Regions from separate parts of the Homo sapiens genome. Here region 2 is linked to region 1. The links are chromatin contacts, found by Hi-C in ENCODE. All regions are on one chromosome and are shown on one strand. The core of a region is the stretch at or near the end of the contact, and the rest is flanking DNA. Distances in the headings are between cores, read along the strand shown.

What was found. Hi-C counts contacts between places; a loop is a spot of excess contacts on that map. Pooled maps may share reads with other maps.
Region 2: a map of Caco-2 shows a loop between it and region 1 (6-fold over the local background). The contact joins the promoter of DIP2C-AS1 here to the enhancer-like site in region 1. A Hi-C loop is called at or near these places in 1 of 168 maps with a recorded cell type or tissue (Caco-2) and 1 of 50 pooled maps.

Annotation. Positions count from the first base shown.
Region 1 is chr10:544,500-550,310 of GRCh38, forward strand. The region is part of intron 1 of DIP2C (disco interacting protein 2 homolog C); the gene reads right to left. Among named protein-coding and RNA genes, the nearest start is that of DIP2C-AS2, 81 kb to the right of the region's middle. Within about 2 kb of position 2,557, at least 3 of the 41 ENCODE cell types and tissues checked have a DNase peak (open chromatin) inside an H3K27ac peak, as active enhancers do.
Region 2 is chr10:646,607-652,417 of GRCh38, forward strand. DIP2C-AS1 (DIP2C antisense RNA 1) reads left to right here and starts at 3,429. Exons shown (of 4, transcript NR_187391.1): 1 at 3,429-3,572; 2 at 3,685-3,836. All of the region lies in intron 1 of DIP2C (disco interacting protein 2 homolog C), which reads right to left. LOC124902361 reads right to left here. Exons shown (of 1, transcript XM_047426106.1): 1 at 1-5,811. The coding sequence starts at 2,065. The coding sequence ends at 311. RefSeq lists an enhancer at 3,930-4,752.

The sequences.
Region 1 (5,811 bases), core at 1,307-3,806:
AGGAACTGCCAGACTTTTCCAAAGCAACTGTACCATTTTCCTTCCCCTCCCACTAGCAATATATACAGATTCCAATTTTCCCATCTTCACCAACATGTCACCGTCCAGTACTGGGGTTTTACCCATCCCAGTGGTTGTGAAGTGGTATCTCACGGTGGTTTTCATTTTCATTTCTAAGATGACTAATTCTGTTAAATATCTCATGTGCTTTTTAAGGCATTTATGTATCTTTCTTTGGAGAATGTCTATTCAAATCCTTTGTCCATTTTTAAATTGGATTTTCTTTTCATTGCTGAGTAAGTTTTTAAAGATATTCTTGATATCAGGCCCTTATTGGGATAATGTGTCTTGTTCTGTGGGTTGTGTCTTTTTACTTTAATAGTAACCTCTGAAATGAACATTTTTAATTTTGATACTGTCTTTTCCCCTTCAGTTGCTTGTTATGCTTTAGACATCTCATCTAAGGAACCATTGCTTAATTCAACGTAACAGTTTCACCTGGATTCTCCCCTAAGGGTGTAATGAGCTGAACTGTGTCCCCGCAAGATTCCCATGTTAAAGCCACAACCCCTAGAAACTCAAAATGTCACAGGGCCTTTAACGTGACAATTTAGGTCCCATAAGATCTTAAGAGTAGGCCCTGATCCAACATGACTGGTGTTTTCCCTTTTTTTTTTTTTTTTTTTTTTTGAGTTTCACTCTCTCTGTCCAGGCTGGAGTGTAGTGGCATGACCTCAGCTCACTGCAACCTCCGCCTCCCAGGTTCAAGCAATTCTCCTGCCTCAGCCTCCTGGGCAGCTGGGACTACAGGCACCTGCCACAACGCCCAGGTAATTTTTGTAGTTTTAGTAGAGATGAGGTTTCACTGCTGATCTGTAACTCCTGACCTCAGGTGATCCACCCACCTCGGCCTCCCAAAATGCTGGGATTACAGGTGTGAGCCACCACGCCCAGCCATGACTGGTGTTCTTATAATAGAGAATTTAGACACACAGAGTCCTCAGTGCTGCACACACATAAGAGAAACCCATGAGGACACAGAGAAGACGCCGTCTACACAGAATGGGGTGAGGACCCGGAGGATCGAACCCTGCCTGCACCTTGACCCCAGGCTTCCAGCCTCCAGAACAAAGGAAATAAGATGCTGTTTAAGCCTCACAGTCTGCGGTGTCTGTTACGGTACCCAGCAGACTGACAAAATGGGTCTCACAGTATCGACTCTTACACTGGATCCATTTTGAGCTATTTTTTTGTGTAGGGTGAGGGAGGGTGCAGTCCATCCTTTTCCATGTGGATATCCAGTTGTCCCAGCACCACTAAGTTGCGAAAGGAAAAAAGTAAAGCAACCCCTTACAACCTTTCTCCATCAACAGATTAGAAGGTACACTGAAGAATCATGGACAATTTGTTGTCGGTTTAAGCCGGTGGTTTTCAAACTTTTGGGTCTCAGGAACCCTTTACAGTTTATTAAAGATCACAAAAAGCTTTCTCATGAGGCCGGGCATGGTGGGCTTATGCCTGTAATCCCACCCAGCACTTTGGGAGGCCAAGGCAGATGGGTCACTTGAAGTCAGGAGTTCCAGACCGGCCTGACCAACATGGTGAAACCCCATCTCTACTAAAATAATAAAAATTATCCGGGCTTGGTGGTGGGTGCCTGTAGTCCCAGCTACCTGGGAGGCTGAGGCAGGAGAATCACTTGAACCCGGGAAGCAGAGGTTGAAGTGAGCCGAGGTCACGCCACTACACTCCAGCCTGGGTGACAGAGCAAGACTCTTAAAAAAAAAAAAAAAAAGTAACAAATTTATTTTAAAATAATAAAGTCATTACATGTTAATAAACAGCACAGTCTTAAAGAAAAAACCATTTTCCAAAATAAGCAGCAGTGTGGCAACAGTTTGTGCTGCTGTGAGAACACCTAACGCCTCTCTGCACCTCGGACAGCAGGGTTCTCATGCCTCCATCTGCGTTCAGTGGGCTGCAGAACTCTGGTTGAAGTTTATGAAAAATGTCTGATCCCATGCTATATACAGTTAGGAAGAAGTATTTTTCACTGTGCTTTCACATAGTTTTAGGTATTCTCTGCTGCCAAATGTCACAAGCGGCACTTCCATGCAGGCTGTCTGCAACGCAGAGTCTGGACCCTGGTCGACGGGCCTTTCTGCCCCAATTCCTTTTAAGCGGACTGGTCTGTCCTGCACTTGAGTGGCTCTTTTACCAGCACACGATTTTGTAACTGGTTAGAAAACACTGGTTCAGAGTTATGAGCAGCTTCCACATTTCATTATGTCAAAAAAAAAAATCACATCAATATCACCACTGATCACATGAGAAAGTGGCAGACACAAGATTTGTATATTTTAATATTCACTGGAAAGCTCCAATGGCTATCATTGGGAATAACGTAAGGTATTTTCCTTGAGATGAAAGAATCAATTTGTTCATTTTTCAGGCCACACCTGCAAATACCTATCTCTTAAGTGGCAGAGTTTGTAAGTCATTCTTTAGATAAAGAAGGCCATTAGTGGAAGAAGCGGTTCTGCAGGTTCATGGGAGAGCACTTGGTGCCTCTGAGCTAAGATAACCATCAAATCCTCGGAAGACGCACCTCTGCATACTTCCTGTTTCTCATTCAGAACATTCCAGAGGGAACCCGGAATCCCGGTGCTGCAGCGGGACTGAAGTTTGCTCTCACCCACACAATAAACCCAGGGAGCTCCCCCAGCCCCCATCGCGAGGCCACAGCCTTGGTCCTCTGATCCAGGAGGGCTCCTGCAGCTCCAGCCTACAGGGAGAAGCATGCACCCACACATCAGAAAGCCCTCCCAGGCCCAGCGAGCACTTCTGCTTATGTGCCAGCCAAGTGTGTGTAACAGGGCCACAGCCAGCTGTGAGGCAGGCAGTGAGGTACCCAGCAAATACTCAGGGCTCACATCACTGAGAAGGAAGGAAGGTTGACAGCGAAGTACCCAGCAAATACTCAGGCCTCATGTTACAGAGGAGGAAAGCAGGCAGACAGTGAGGTACCCAGCAGGGTTCACATTATCCAGGAGGAAGGGAGGGTGGAGAAAAAGGGGCTGGAACAGTCTCTGTCATGAGCTTTAGCATTTACAAGGCTTGCTGAAGATTATCCGATTTGATCTTCACAATAGCTCACAAGATAGGCAGAGGCATGACTTTTCAGAGATCCAGAGAACTGATGATGACCACGTGCTTTTCCCACAGGCTCCCAGAAATCATCCTCAAATCATCTCTCAGTTTATACATGTGATAAAATCTCAGTCACGTCCCCTCTCTGCAGGGGGATTTTAACGCTGCCCTGCTGTTCCATCGCACCCCTGCCCTCTCCTGCATTTCATCCATGCCCACCATCCCTGGGGAGCCCACACCACCCCACCCGCAGCTGCTGATGGCTTGGGTCACCCTTATCTCTCATTTCCACCTGCAGGGACCTGTTCTGCCTTCAAATGCAGCTCAAACCCACTCATTGTGTGAAGCCTTTTTCAGCCATCACAACTGTCACATGTAAAAGCAGTCTGCAATGCTTCATTTAGGAGGTGCTTGTGTTGCCTCATTGGCTGTGATCAGGACCAAATTCTGAGCAAACCAGGTGGTGTGGTGGTCCCCTGTCCCCACCTCTGCCCCAGTGCACCTAAAACAAGGATTCCTGGAAGCACCTTTTCAGTCCAATTCACACGAGTCTGCCCCACCCCCCCCCCCACAGGAAAGCCCTGGTGGTCAGGGCTCAGGGCCCCCAGGTGGGTAAGGAGAGCTTGGTGCCCTCTCTGGAGTTGTCGCCCAGAGACCTACGGCTGGAAGGGAAGAAACTTGCATCCTGTGAAACATCCAGCCCCGAGACCCACTCAGGAGCAGAAGACGGGAAAAGAGCATCGAACAGCCCCTCGGGAGGGCAGTCAGCAGGAGCCGCGGAGGCCACCGGGATGGAGGGAGGGAGGGAGGGAGGGAGGCAGGCAGGCAGGCAGTGAGGCCAGAGGTGATGTGGCCAGGAGGGAGGGAGGGAGGCAGGCAGGCAGGCAGGCAGGCAGCGAGGACAGAGGTGATGTGGCCGGGAGGGAGGTGATGTGGCCAGAGGTGACGTGGCAAGGGTTATGGGGGTGACATGGTGTGGTGGGGGGAGGAGATGTGGCCAGAGGTGATGTGGCCGGGGGAGGAGACATGGCTGGAGGGAAGCGACAAGAGGGGTCTCCAGGCCTCAGACTGTGGAGCTTTCACGCTCGCACAACCTCACAGACTGTGCCTGATTTATGGATGACATTTTAATTAAGATGTTACATCTAACTTTAAAGAAAAGTAGTTATTTAGAACCATTGTGTATGTTTAAAGCACGGTACAAATATAGCACATTTCCCAAACCAAAGAACAGTGCATTGCAGGAAAAAATAGCAGCTCACAAAAAAAAAAAAAAAAAAAAAAAAAAAGTGAGTAAAGAAAAAATTCATTTAAGATCAGAAATAAAGATCCTACAGCTCTTCTAGTCCAATCCCCCACCCTAACGTGAATGGGGGAAAAAGCCAAGTAGATTCTAGTTAGTCAGAATTAAAGGCAAAACCGATCCACTTTACTTTCTACTTGACAGAAAACAAGCAGCTCATCAAGGAATCCCTACAAATAGTAGCTTTAAGAGTCCCCAAAATGCAAAATTCACGTTCAAATTCAATCAACTGCTAAGTGCGATAAAGTTACTTTTTCATTATTGCTTCCCTCATCCCCAGGGGCCTTTTTAGACCTTTTTTCCCCAATTGCCTCCAACACCCAGGAAATTTAAACCCCACAAGTAAGCTATGTCTCAATTAACACACAGCACCCTTTGGAGCAGACAGTCCATTGCTCTAAGACGTCCTTGTCACCTAAGCACCAAGTACAGCCTGAGAAGATACAACGCGTCCACACACGGACTCGGGCCCATCCACAAGCCAACAGGTGAGATGTGGCACATGAGAAGGAAGACGAGACCAATGAGCTTCACCAACACCCCAAAACCACGCAGAAGTGACCCATACAGCCTGCTTGGGCGCCAGTGACTCCTGGGAAACAGCCAAGGGCGGCATTTGGAGAAGCAGCACCACAGGCCAGGAGGGTCTGGTGGCTTCAGAGGGGAGGGGTGCCCCCGACCAGGTGCCGGGGGCTTCAGAGCGGAGGGCCCCCCCCGACCAGGTGCTGGAGGCAGCGGGACAAGCCATGGGTGCCCTCGTCACTTTTCACTCCCTACTCCCGATTCTTGCCCTGAAAGCTCGCAGCAAGTCCAGGTATTTATTTACCCATAAAATTAAGTATCTGTGAGTAACACTAGTCACTAATTCACATAGATCTGAGTCCACAGATACCTCTAGAGACACCACCATCCCTTCTGGTAGAAGGGCAGCCCAGGGGCCCACACTGCTAGGAAGGGAGACTGTGTCTCCAGCCTGACAATGCAGAGTCCCCAACACAAGGTCTACCTTCTGGAACCATGCGGTGTCCTACAGAAGCAACAAGGGACGTGTAGCTTTTTTTTTTTTTTTTTTCTCTTAAGACAGTCTCCCTCTGTCGCCCAGGCTGGAGTGCAGTATCACAATCTCAGCTTGCTGCAATCTCTGCCTCTCGGGTTCAAGTAATTCTCCTGCCTTGGCATCCTGAGTAGCTGGGATTACAGGTGCCTGTCACCATGCCCAGCTAATTTTTGTACTTTTAGTAGAGACAGGATTTCACCATGTTGGCCAGGCTGGTCTCGAACTCCTGACCTCACGTGATCCACCCGCCTTGACCTCCCAAACTGCTGGGAATACAGGTATGAGCCACAGTGCCCGGCCC
Region 2 (5,811 bases), core at 2,179-4,678, 100 kb after region 1:
CACTTGGCTATAACGTACATTAATTTTTATAGCAATTACTAAAATAACAACTCATAATGCATTCATTCACCATATTAAGCCAAGCAACTGAAAAACCAAACACACAAGCAGAATTTTATAGGACTGTAGTAGTTTTTGTTAGGCTGTCAAATTATTTTAAGCTCAAAATTAAAGTAATTAAATCTGTGACTCTCAACTGGGGGAGGTGGGCACACACAGAGTGTGGAAGTGAAAATCCTTTTTTTCTTCCAAACCTCACACAGACTCGGTTGGTAATTTCCATTGCTAGAATTATGTTCTGTTCCTTAGGTTAAAAACAACTGCCTTCATACCTATTAAAAACAATGTTTCTTCCTTTCCTGAGTGAAAGTGAAATGAGCCATGGTGGCAAGCTGGGCGAGAACAGAGGGAAACTGAGTCCATGTCCACATTTGACAGTAGGAGAGAACAGAGGGAAACTGAGTCCACGTCCACATTTGACGGTGGGAGAGAACAGAGGGAAACTGAGTCCACGTCCACATTTGACGGTGGGAGAGAACAGAGGAAAACTGAGTCCACATCCACATTGGACGGTGGGAGAGAACAGAGGGAAACTGAGTCCACGTCCACATTTCACAGTGGGAGAGAACAGAGGGAAACTGAGTCCACGTCCACATTGGACGGTGGGAGAGAACAGAGGGAAACTGAGTCCACGTCCACATTGGACGGCGGGAGAGAACAGAGGGAAACTGAGTCCACGTCCACATTGGACGGCGGGAGAGAACAGAGGGAAACTGAGTCCACGTCCACATTGGATGGTGGGAGAGAACAGAGCGAAATTGAGTCCACATCCACATTGGATGGTGGGCGAGAACAGAAGGAAACTGAGTCCACGTCCACATTGGACGGTGGGCGAGAACAGGGAAACTGAGTCCACGTCCACATTGGATGGTGGGAGAGAACAGAGGGAAACTGAGTCCACGTCCACATTTGACGGTGGGAGAGAACAGAGGGAAACTGAGTCCACGTCGACATTGGATGGTGGGAGAGAACAGAGGGAAACTGAATCCACGTCCACATTGGATGGTGGGAGAGAACAGAGGGAAACTGAGCCCACGTCCACACTGGATGGTGGGAGAGAACAGAGGGAAACTGAGTCCACGTCCACATTGGATGGTGGGAGAGAACAGAGCAAAACTGAGTCCACGTCCACATTGGATGGTGGGAGAGAACAGAGGGAAACTGAGTCCACGTCCACATTTGACGGTGGGAGAGAACAGAGGGAAACTGAGTCCACGTCGACATTGGATGGTGGGAGAGAACAGAGGGAAACTGAATCCACGTCCACATTTGATGGCGGGAGAGAACAGAGGGAAACTGAGTCCACATCCACATTGGACGGTGGGAGAGAACAGAGGGAAACTGAGTCCACGTCCACATTTGACGGTGGGAGAGAACAGAGGGAAACTGAGTCCACGTCCACATTGGACGGTGGGCGAGAACAGATGGAAACAGTCCACGTCCACATTGGACGGTGGGCGAGAACAGAAGGAAACTGAGTCCACGTCCACATTGGACAGTGGGCAAGAACAGAGGGAAACTGAGTCCACGTCCACATTGGACAGTGGGCGAGAACAGAGGGAAACAGTCCAAGTCCACATTGGACGGTGGGCGAGAACAAAGGGAAACTGAGTCCACATCCACATTGGATGGTGGGAGAGAACAGAGCAAAACTGAGTCCACGTCCACATTGGATGGTGGGAGAGAACAGAGCAAAACTGAGTCCACGTCCACACTGGATGGTGGGCGAGACCAGAAGGAAACTGAGTCCACGTCCACATTTCACAGTGGGAGAGAACAGAGGCAAACTGAGTCCACGTCCACATTTGATGGTGGGAGAGAACAGAGGGAAACTGAGCCCACATCCACATTGGATGGTGGGCGAGAACAGAGGGAAACTGAGTCCACGTCCACATTTGAGGGTGGGCAAGAACAGAGGGAAACTGAGTCCACGTCCACATTTGAGGGTGGGTGAGAACAGAGGGAAACTGAGTCCACGTCCACATTGGATGGTGGGAGAGAACATAGGGAAACTGAGTCCACGTCCACATTGGACGGTAGGAGAGAACAGAGCGAAACTGAGTCCACGTCCACAGTGGACAGTGGGCGAGAACAGAGGGAAACTGAGTCCACGTCCACATTTGACGGTGGGAGAGAACAGAGGGAAACTGAGTCCACGTCCACATTTGACGGTGGGCGAGAACAGAGGAAAACTGAGTCCACGTCAACATTTGAGGGTGGGAGAGAACAGAGGGAAACTGAGTCCACGTCCACATTGGATGGTGGGAGAGAACAGAGGCAAACTGAGTCCACGTCCACATTTGATGGTGGGAGACAACAGAGGGAAACTGAGCCCACATCCACATTTGAGGGTGGGTGAGAACAGAGGGAAACTGAGTCCACGTCCACATTGGATGGTGGGAGAGAACATAGGGAAACTGAGTCCACGTCCACATTGGACGGTGGGAGAGAACAGAGCGAAACTTAGTCCACGTCCACAGTGGACGGTGGGCGAGAACAGAGGGAAACTGAGTCCACGTCCACATTTGACGGTGGGAGAGAACAGAGGGAAACTGAGTCCACGTCCACATTTGATGGTGGGCGAGAACAGAGGAAAACTGAGTCCACGTCAACATTTGAGGGTGGGAGAGAACAGAGGGAAACTGAGTCCACGTCCACATTGGATGGTGGGAGAGAACAGGGAAACTGAGTCCACGTCCACATTTGAGGGTGGGAGGGAACAGAGGGAAACTGAGTCCAGGTCCACATTTGATGGTGGCTTTTAATGCACTGCAGGGTGTGTCCCCTTGACCTTCACGAATTTTCAGGTAGTAAGAAAGCAATTTTTCTTATTGGAAAGGAGAAAACTAAGTGACTGTAAAATAATATAATTTCCTTAAAGCAAAACAACAGAGAACCAACTTTTCCTTTTTTCACATTACCCAATAATTCTAAGACTCAGGGTTTTGTCACGTTACAGCAAATGCCATTCATTGGGGGAAGTCGGAAGTCAGAACAGTGTGTGCTATTCAAATTCTCGATGAATAATTAACTCAAATGTGTTCAGAGTGCTATAAAATGAAATTAATTTATTTTTAGTTTAACCCAAAATCCCCAATCACTTGCCAAATGATCCTCTATGTATCCTACATAAAAGACAGGGTCTTTCTGGCAGAAAACCATTGAAGTTTTTATTTGCAGTAAGAGAAGCATGCCTTATTATCAAACAGGTGCATGGTCCCCTTGTGGGGGGGTGCCCGTCACCTGCGTCCCCGTGCGTCACGGCGTTGCCGCACACCATTAACACATCAAAACGGAAAAGGAAATGTAAGCAGTGTTTGCCGTCCAAAGTTCACATCAACAATTCCTTATTAGGAAGGCAATTCTGAGCCTTTCCTCCTGCATCTGGGAGCTGCCAGCAACCCAGTTCCAGGAGAGAAAATAGCTTGACACCTCCTGCGGCCCATGGAGTCCTCCCGTTGGGACAAGGACCCCCCAGGAGAGAGAAGACCCCAGCAGAGTCAACACTGGAGGTCCTGCGGGGTGGGTGGTGCTGGGGAGGCCACACGGGGAGGGCTGTTCCCTGTTCCCTTCCCCTCAGGAGACAGCTGGCCCGAGGTGACACAGCACTGGATGCGATTTCAGGGCCAGGGACCATGGTGCCCGGGGCTGTGGACCACGCCAGCCCACAGCCACTGCAAGCCCCAGACCGGGGCTGTGGATAACGCCAGCCCACGGCAGCCACACGCCCCAGACCAACACGAGAAGAACGCAGGCCGACAACATCTTCATCTATGGTAGGTGACCCGGTTATCGTTCCTAAGAGAGTCCACGGCCACTTCTACTGGGTTCCCTATACTCTTCCCCTGCCCCAGCTGGTCCCCCCATGACAGCCGTGTCCCTGAGAATGGGATGCAGAGCCAGGAGGGACGTGGGCCCCTTCAGTTTGCAGGGGCTGCCAGGCAGCACCTTCCACCTGCCGAGGGCCGGAGGCGGGGAAGCCATTCCACAGCACGTGAGCTGGCAAGGGGCCTCCCAGCCTTAGAGCCCAGATGGCTTCTGGCCAGAGTGCTCTGGGCCGACCCCCCCTCATGCTCACTTCCCTGCATAAGTTTAAGTTGTTTTCTGTAATTTGCAACCAGAATCCTGGCTGATCCACCATGGAACCCAGATGTCCTCAGTTCTGCCTCAGCCCCCACTTGTGAGAGGTCCGTGGCATAACACAAACTCCCCCTGGGATTCGTGGGCCTCACGGGGGAAGCTGAGGGTGTGTCCATGCAGGACCCCGAGGCTACACAGCTCTGGCTGTTTCTCTTCCAAAGCCGGCACTGCCCTCTCTCCATCTCTCCCGGTGCCAGGGCTCAGGCCCCAGCCCCCGTTTCTGCAGAAGCCCCTTTCCATCCTAGCCCCTGCCACCCCTCCTGCTCTTGTCTCTCCCACACCTCCCAAACTCTCTCCTGGCCAGCTCTCGCCACACTCAGTCAATGTCCACTGGGGGCCTCAGGGGCACCTCCACCTGCCCAGGTCTGGGACCACCGTCCTCCACGCATATCTACAGACCCTGTCCTCACCTGCATCACACCAATGATGGCGTCACAGCGTGGGTTCCGGTCACCAGTCGGCCTCCCCCACCAACGTGGACTCCTTACAAGCAGAGCCACCAACGTGGACACGATCCCATCAGGAACCACCTACTTTTGCATCCCCAGCACTGTGCTCAGGTCCCAGGGAGGCCCCAGCAAACTGTGGAACAACCAAACTCGTGACTGAATGAACAAGTATGTTAAGTCGTTAAGTAAAAATAGCAGAAGACTTAGTAGAATGTATGAGTAACAATTACAATTATATGAAAATCCGTATCCACGTGAAGGTATTATGCAAAAAAAGCTTAACTTTGTTTCAGTGCCTTTCCAGTTAAATGTTGTTAAGCAGTATTTCCCCCAAAAGGTGCATCTTTTATAAAACAAGAACGCAAGGCTCTGAGGCCAACTTTGAACATTTATTTGAGTGAATTCACGTCCCCCAAATTTTCCGTATCCCAAAATCTGGACTTTTGCTAAATGGTGCCCTTAGCACAGGAGTCTCTCCAAGGAAGTGGCCTGAGCTGAGAGGGGGCCTGGCATCGCCCACCCAGGTCATCAGTCATCATCAGCAGCAGCTGCGGCATGAGAGAGATGGTGTGGGGCGAAACCAATGGGGAAACTACAAAAGAAACCACCTGCTACTGCAAACGGCCTCGCTGTACTCAGGGAGTCGGTTCCAGGACCCCATGGACACCAAATCCAGGCACACTCACGCCCCACAAGTGGACCTGCCGAACCTGCGTGTACAGAGTCGGCCCTCCGACACACGTTTCACATGGCAGGAACACTGTATTTTCTCCCTGAGTTTGGTTGAAAAAATTCACATATAAGTTGACCCACAAAGCTCAAGCTTGTGTGGTACAAGAGTCAACTGTATGCAATTGACACTGATTCCTACCAACGATATCCAAATCTTAGCATGAGCAGCACGATAAACAGAATGAGCAAAATTCAAAAACTAAAGCAGCGTTTTTCCTGCAAGTGGGCGCACTGCGTATCCCCTGCGGGAAAGACCACGCTGGCTGCTGACCAAACTCCACTGGCATCTTCCTCCATCCTGAGGGCATCTTCCTCGGCATCTTCCTCCATCGACAGCAGCCTGGGCTCACCTCCCAGCCCGAGGCTGAGAACTGAGTTCCAGTCCCGGGGTGGGGTGGCGGGGGGGCGCACTGTGCACCCTCCCAGCTCT